2 separate regions of the Homo sapiens genome follow, and region 2 is linked to region 1. The links are chromatin contacts, found by Hi-C or POLR2A ChIA-PET in ENCODE. All regions are on one chromosome and are shown on one strand. Each heading gives the region's core, a stretch centred on a gene start or an enhancer-like site at or near the end of the contact. The rest is flanking DNA. Distances are from core to core; before and after follow the strand shown.

Region 1 (3,890 bases), core at 128-2,627:
AGACTGTAAGCTCTATTGGAGTAGAGACAATTCCATCACTAGACTGTAAGCTCTATAGGAGTAGAGACTATTCCATCCCCAATGGTAGGTACTCAATAAATATTTGCTCAAGAAAATGGGAAATGTTGAATGTGTACAGACACATAACATTTTCCATTCAAGTTCAAGACAAAGATAACCACATACCTGGACCTCCTAGGGTTAGGGACTCCTGCGCCCGTAAGAAACATGCTGCCCTCAGATTCTCAATGGGTCGGTGAAGTTAAGAACAGCTCACTCTAACATTCTCCAGCCTACCTCACCTTTTCCCTGCCATCCTTCCCTCAACAACTACAACAGCCTCACATTTAGTATTAATGGTATGTGCTTTGGTTTTAGCAATCTTTTAAAAACACAAAACAGGGTCAACCTCCTCGGAAAAGCCAGTCAGAGACTATCTAATGCCCTCAGAGCAAAGTCCAAACTCTGTTGGGGGTGGGGGAGTTGTAGGCCTTGTCTACTTCTTCATCCTCATGTGCCCTCATTTGTTCCCTCTTCCCCACCTCACCCCACCCCACCTGGACAGCCCAGCAGCGCAGACTAGGGGTTCTGGGTTTAGGGTTCCCAGGCAATAGCAGGGTGTTTTCTCATGCCTAGACTCATGCAGTGCCCTCTGCCAGTCCTCTCCTTTGCACCCAGCAATTTCGGGTGTCTTTATGCCTCAGCTTAGATATCTCTCTGGGGTTCGGTGCTCCTCCTTGGGGCGCCCATAGGCTGCATCTGTCCCTGACAAGGCACACAAGATATTGAACTATAGTTGCTTGGTTACGGACAGTCGTCTCTGTGAGCTTTGAGGGCAACTGCCATGTATTATGCATCTTTTGAATCCCCCTAGCCTAGCCGGGTGCTAGCCCAAGTTAGGTGCTTATTACAGATTTGTTCAGTTAGCGAATGAATCAATGAATAAACTGGCAATTCGTGTCTGGTTCATGGGCACCAAAAACCGTGCGAAATGGATAAATGAGCAGGTAATGGCAGTACAAAGTTCGGATCTAGAGAAAGATCCAGATTAGGGAGTTCAGAGATGAGTAAAACGCAGACCCAGCCATCAGAGAATTAACAAGGAAGATAAATCTCTTCAAGAAGCCAGCCGGAAGGATTAAAAGAGAGTCGTCCAAGTCCCGGCCGGCCCCGGGGGCGGGTCCCTGTCTAGCCCCGCATGCTCCGCGCCAATGGGCGGTATTGTTGATCACGAGTCTCCGCCCCCTTCGCCTTGAGGGGCGGGGCCGGCCACTCCCGGAGAGGGGACTACGTTTCCCGGCGCGCCGCGCGGCCGGAGCGAAAGAGGAGCCGGAAGTGTGGCGCGCGAGGTCTAAGGGCGCGAGGGAAGTGGCGGGCGGGGACTAAGGCGGGGCGTGCAGGTAGCCGGCCGGCCGGGGGTCGCGGGTATGGCCGAGGCCAGGAAGCGGCGGGAGCTACTTCCCCTGATCTACCACCATCTGCTGCGGGCTGGCTATGTGCGTGCGGCGCGGGAAGTGAAGGAGCAGAGCGGCCAGGTAAGCGTTCGTGGGCCGTGTGCGAGGGCCGCGTGCAAGATGTGGAGATCAGCGGCCCGCGGCCCGCGCCCCGTCCCCAGGCGACCCGGCAGGCGCCCGGAGCCGGGTCCCGCAGTGCTCGACGGCGCGGCCAGGGGTACCGGAGGAGCCGCAATCTCTGCCTTCCCACTGCGACTTCAGTTCCCCTGGGCCTCACTTTCCTCATCCGGGCAGTGGGTTGGGCCAGAAAGTGTGCTCGCAGGGGCCGAACTTTGTAATTCCCGCTTCCCTTACCTCCACGCCCTTCCTGGTAGCGGGTATTTTAAGTTTCCTAAGTCTCCCGCCACGTGGCTAGGCTCTGCGCGGCCCCCCCTGGGGCAAGGAGGTTGCTGCGAGTCTCGGGGGTGGATTGCGACCAGCCCCTCGGGGGAGCGCCTGGAAAAGGGACCCTACAGCCTCTTAGTTGAGCTGGAACTCAGGCCTTTAGCGATTGTCTGTACTGAGACGGTCAGCTTTGGTACTCGAACTCGTGGTACAGTCATTTCTTACTTGATTAATTCAACTGTTAATCCGGTACTCAGGGTGCTTCCTGGTGTTCGAATGGTGAGCACCATCTCTCAGCCCTCCTGGAGCTTACACTCTAGTAAGGTAGACAAATCAAAGAATCACAAAAGTGACTATATGCTTAGCACCGCAATAAGTGTTAAGAATGAGAGGGATGGGCCGGGCACGGTAGCTCACGCCTGTAATCCCAGCACTTAGGGAGGCCGAGACTAGCGGATCACCTGAGGTCAGAAGTTCGAGACCAGCCTGGCCAACATGGTGAAACACCGTTTCTACTAAAAATACAAAAATTAGCTGGGCATGTTGGCGCACGCCTGTAATCCTGGCTACTCATGTGGCTGAGGCACAAGAATTGCTTGAACCCGGGAGGCAGAGGTTGCAATGAGTCAAGATCGTGCCACTGCACTCCAGCCTGGGCGATAAAGCGAGACTCTGCCTCAAAAAAAAAAGAGAGATGGATGGCAGATTGCCCTGGTCAGGAATAGCTGAGGTGTAAATGCCTTGTGGTGGGAGGGAACTTGTGTACACACTGGCCTGGAGAAAGTCCACTCTCTTGAGCCCAGGAATTTGAGGATACAGTATGAGCCATGATCATGCCACTGCACTCCAGCCTGGGCAACAGAGCAAGACACTGTCTCAAAAAAAAATTTTTTTTAAGTCCATAGCAGGCCAGGTACGGTAGCTCACGCCTGTAATCCCAGCACTTTGGGAGGCCGAGGCAGGCGGATCACTTGAGGCCAGGAGTTCAAAACCAGCCTGACCGACATGGTGAAACCCTGTCTCTACTAAAAATGCAAAAATTAGCCATGCATGGTGGCATGCACCTGTAGTCCCAGTTACTCGGGAGGCTGAGTCAGGAGAATCACTTGAACCCAGGAGGCAGAGGTTGCACTGAGCTGAGACTGAGCCACTGCACTCCATCCTGGGTGACAAGGCGAGACTCCATCTCAAAAAAAAAAAAAACGTCCATAGTGGCTGAAGTGTGAAGTACAAGGGCCAGATGCCCCTGGGGAGATGGAGGCAGGGGCTGGCTGGAGTGGTCTGGTGGGCAGTTTGATCTTCCTTGGAAGAGCAGTGGTAAACCAATGGAGAGTTTTGAACTGGTGAGACAGTATCCTAAGTAGTCAGATCCCTTTGCCCTGTGGTGTAGGCTCTGCTCCTAATGCTTGCTCTCAGAACCTCCTGGAGGGACTAAAGGGTGATGGGCCCTAAGACGTTATGTATGCTTTTCCCAGTTTCTCTGAACCTCACTTGCTCTTCCTACCGCAGCTATGGTACTTCACAGATAAGGGGAGCAAGAGATAGTACCCATCTTCATTGGAGCAAAATATCCTGCCGTCATGGAGCACACATTCTAGTAGGAGCAGACAGGTGACAAATAGAAAAAGTTTAATAAGTTAATGATATAGTATATCCAATGATAGTTGGTGCTTGCTATAAAAGGCAGGCAAGGGGGATAAGGGATGTCAGACTTCGATTATAAGTAGGGTAGTCAAGGAAGTCTCATTGAGAAGGTGTCATTTGGGCAGAGACCTGAAGGAAATGAGGGAGTGAGCTGTGTAGTTAACAGGGGAGAGAACATTCCAGACAAGAAGAATAGCAAGGCCGCGTTAGAGGCAGGGTGGCCTGACACATTTGAGGACAGCAAGGAGGACACTTTGCCTGAGGTGGAGCAGAGGGAAACTGACTCTTGAAATCTTAGTGTTACCGGCTCACTGCTGGGCACTGACAGATGGTCTTGTTCAAACCAGATAGCAGCCTGCAAGGTAGGTATCGCTGTTGTCCCCATGTTAAGAAGAAATCTGAAGTTCG
Region 2 (3,658 bases), core at 813-3,312, 1.1 Mb after region 1:
TTAGTAACAAACCTTCTTCTTTGAATGTTTGGTAGAAGTCAGCTGTGAAGCCATCTGGTCTTGTTGGGAAGTTTAAACAGAAAACCAGAAAGTCAGATAGTCCCTGTCTCATCTTCAATCTCTTTATTTGTTATTAGTCTGTTCAGGCTTTCCATTTCTTCCTGATTTCAATCTTGGTAGGTTGTATTTTTCTAGGGATTTCTCCATTTCATCTGGGTTATCCAATATGTTGGCAAATAATTGTTCACAATAGCCCCATATGATTCTTTTTATTTCTGAAGCTTCTGTTGTAGTGTCTTCACTTTCATTTTTTATTTTATTAGTCTTCTTTTTTTTCTTAGACTAGCAAAGGGTACGTCAATTTAATTTTTTCCAAAAAATCAACTCTAGTTTTATTGATTTTGTCTGTTTTTTTTTCTGTTGTCTATTTGATTTATTTCTGTTCTGCTCTTTCTTTTCTTCTTTTAACTTTGGGTCTTGTGAGCTCTTCTTTTTCCAGTTTCCTGAGGTATAATGTTAAACTATTTAATTGGTCTCTTTCTTCTCTTTTAATGTAGGCATTTATTGCTATAAACTTCTCTCTTAGAACTACTTTTGCTGCATTCCATAAGCTTTGGTATGTTATGTTTCCATTGTCAATTGTCTGAAAATATTTTTTAAATTTCCCGTTTGATTTCATCTTTGACCCACTGGTTGTTTCGAAGCATAGGACTGGGTATGGTGGCTCACACCTATAATCTCAGCACTTTGGGAGGCCGAGGTGGGCAGATCACCTGAGGTCAGGAGTTTGAGACCAGCCTGACCAACATGGTGAACCTCGTCTCTACTAAAAATACAAAATTAGTCGCGCGTGGTGGCACGTGCCTGTAATCCCAGCTACTTGGGAGGCTGAGACAGGAGAATCGCTTGAATCCAGGAGGCAGAGGTTGCAGTGAGCCAAGATTGCACCACTGCACTCCAGATGGGGCAATAAGAGCGCAACTTTGTCTCAAAGAAAAAAAAAAGCGTGTTGTTTAATTTCCACATATTTGTGAATTTTCCAAGATTCCTCCTGTCATTGATTTCTAGCTTCATATTATTATGGTCTGAAAGAATATTAATATGATTTCAATCTTCTTAAATTTAAGGCTTGTTTTTTGGACTAGCATATGGTCTATTCTAGAGAATGTTTCAAGTGTGTTAGAGAAAAAATGTGTATTCTGTTTCTGTTGAATGGAAAGTTCTGTATATATCTGTTAGGTTCATTTGGTTTAAAGTGCAATTCAAGTTCATTATTTCCTTATTTTCTCTCTAGTTGCTCTATCCATTGTTGAAAGTGGGATATTGACCCTCCTACTATTGTGTTGCTATCTATTTCTCCCTTCATGGCCATTAATATTAGTTGTATGTATTTAGGTGCTCCAATTTTGCATGCATATATATTTACAGTTGTGTCTTCTTGATGAATTGACCCCTTTATTATTAAACAATGATCTTCTCTGTCTCTTGTGACAGTTTTTGACTTGAAGCCTATTTGTTACATAATTGTTAAAGGAAAAGTCTGTAACAAGGAGGTAAAAGGAGAAGCCTAGATAATACAATACTGAAATGTTGCCATCCATTTAAAAATGTTACTTTAAAAATTTGAATGTATTAAAAGATAATGTTGCCCTACCCCACAGTTCCATTTCCAGTAGCAACCACAGATGATAGTTTGTGTATGCTTCTGAAAAATTGGAAGTTTTAAAAATATGCATATTTCTTATTATAAAAGCAATACAAACTCATCGAGATGTGTAAAAGAAAATACAGCCAGTGTAAAAATTAGCAATATTTCACAAACCCACAACTCAAGGGACAGTGCTCTTCGACTGGACTCTGCCCCATGCCCAAGATCAATGCCCTGTTCAGTTCCTATTCGCAGTCCCCAGCGCCCAGGAACATAGTCCTTCCAGCAGTGGCAGTAATAGGTCGCCAGGTGGTGCTGTGGAGCAGAGCTCCGGAGCTCAGTGAGAAAAAAGGCGCGGCCGCTCAAGGGAGCACGTGACCTCGGCCTCTGGCGTGGGCGGTGGGATCACGTGATGAGGTCCGGAAGCGGCTGCCGGGCAGCAAAGGAGGATGGCGAGGGGCTGATACTGAACCCGGGAAGGGTGGGCTGTGCTGAAGCCAGAGCCGGAGCCGGAGCTGGGGCCAGAACCCGAGCAGTGAGTTCCTCCACTGGCTGCCGGCTGGCGGCGCTCGCCGCCTTGGGCAGGACCCACCTCGCCTTCCTCCCGGCGTGGCAGATGCTCCAGGTCAGGCACTGGATCCGCCCGGGCTGTGGGTCCGCGACTCCTTGGCGTCCCCGGGCCGCAGCTGCGGTACGACGCTGACACCCCTCTGTGAATTGGGCGAAGCGTGGAGATCCCTTGTCCCTCGCGCTATCTCCCTTGACCTCGTGGGGTTGGGATCTCACCGTCCTGTTTGACTGACAGGTGGGGGAAACTGGGGTAGATGGTGAAGATAACCCAAAGGACCATCTAGGGCGTCTTTCACGCTTCGCACAGGTCTCCCCGTTTCCAGCAAATGTCTTGCCCGCTGCGGGAGCGCTGCTTGAGACAGGCTCATAATGGGTCTTTGGGTCAGAACTGCAAGGACGCTGGGAAGTCGTCTGGTGCAGCTCCCTCCTAGGACAGTTGGAGAAACTGAGCCCTTACTCCGGGAAGGGGTAAGGGCTTGCCTAAGGTCATCCAGTGAGTTAATCGGAGACCCGGAGACCTGCGACTAGAATGCAAATGTTCCTAAGCTTCAGCAGCTGTTTGCTTTTCGCCACACCGCCTCCTGCGGGAAACTTCACCTGTGAAAAGGCACTCCTTTCTGTCCCTTTCTCTTTTAGTCCTCTCCCTTTTTAGCTGTCTGCATTTTCCACCGCTGGGGTTGGATTTGCTCTGGGTGTGGTTCCCTGTTTGTTCATTATTTTTCTGCAAACTCATCCTTCTGTAGGTTTGGTTTCTAACCTTCCTGCATTCTATGTAAGTCACACCAAAATATGAAATATGAATCGGAATGTGCTTCTGGGAAGATAGGTGGCTGAGCCGAGGTTGTGGAGAGCCCTGACGTTAACTTGAAGAATGTAAAGACCTTTGCTTTATTTTTTCTGTAACTTGTCAGATTTGGGATTGCTTATTTGGATGGACGTTTTGCAGTTATTTGAATTTTGCTGAAGATAGCATCATGGTGCAATGGACAGAACAGAGATTGGGGAATCAGGATATTTTGTCCTAGCTCTGCCGCTTACCTGGCAACCTTAAGTGACTCGCGTTTGGGTTTCTCAGTCTAGACAGTGATGGAATTGAATTCTTAAGGGCCCCTTCTGCTGTGATCTGGATGTTGTGCATCTTTCTAGGCTTGTTTTTTTGTTTGTTTGTTTTTAAATAGAGATGAGGTCTCACTATGCTGCCCAGGCTGATCTCAAACTCCTGGGCTCAAGTGATCCTCCCACCTTGGCCTCCCAAAGTATTGCGATTACAGGGGTGTGAGCCAGTGCCCCTGACCAGGGTCTGTTTGTTTTTTTATTCCGAGAGATTTTACCCGCTGTGTACACTGAGTATCAGCCTTGCAACAAGACTTAATCTAATTGTGTAGGAAGCAGTTTCCTCTGCTTATTCCTCTGTTGCTATAAAATCCTCCTCCTCTTTCT

The links. A loop is a pair of places that touch in the nucleus more often than their neighbours do. ChIA-PET counts read pairs that join two places held with the same protein, here RNA polymerase II (POLR2A). Pooled maps may share reads with other maps.
Region 2: a pooled map shows a loop between it and region 1 (10-fold over the local background). The contact joins the promoter of SLC36A1 here to the promoter of TCOF1 in region 1. A Hi-C loop is called at or near these places in 7 of 50 pooled maps. POLR2A ChIA-PET finds 5 or more read pairs at or near these places in 2 of 52 experiments (A673 and naive thymus-derived CD4-positive, alpha-beta T cell).

Annotation. Positions count from the first base shown.
Region 1 is chr5:150,356,320-150,360,209 of GRCh38, forward strand. TCOF1 (treacle ribosome biogenesis factor 1) reads left to right here and starts at 1,378. Exons shown (of 27, transcript NM_001371623.1): 1 at 1,378-1,535. The coding sequence starts at 1,428. It overlaps LOC105378226 (a long non-coding RNA gene), which reads right to left and starts at 1,101. Exons shown (of 4, transcript XR_944407.3): 1 at 187-1,101. RefSeq lists an enhancer at 396-565 and silencers at 1,166-1,505, 1,586-1,805.
Region 2 is chr5:151,445,541-151,449,198 of GRCh38, forward strand. It overlaps SLC36A1 (solute carrier family 36 member 1), which reads left to right and starts at 2,063. Exons shown (of 11, transcript NM_078483.4): 1 at 2,063-2,273. RefSeq lists an enhancer at 2,043-2,092.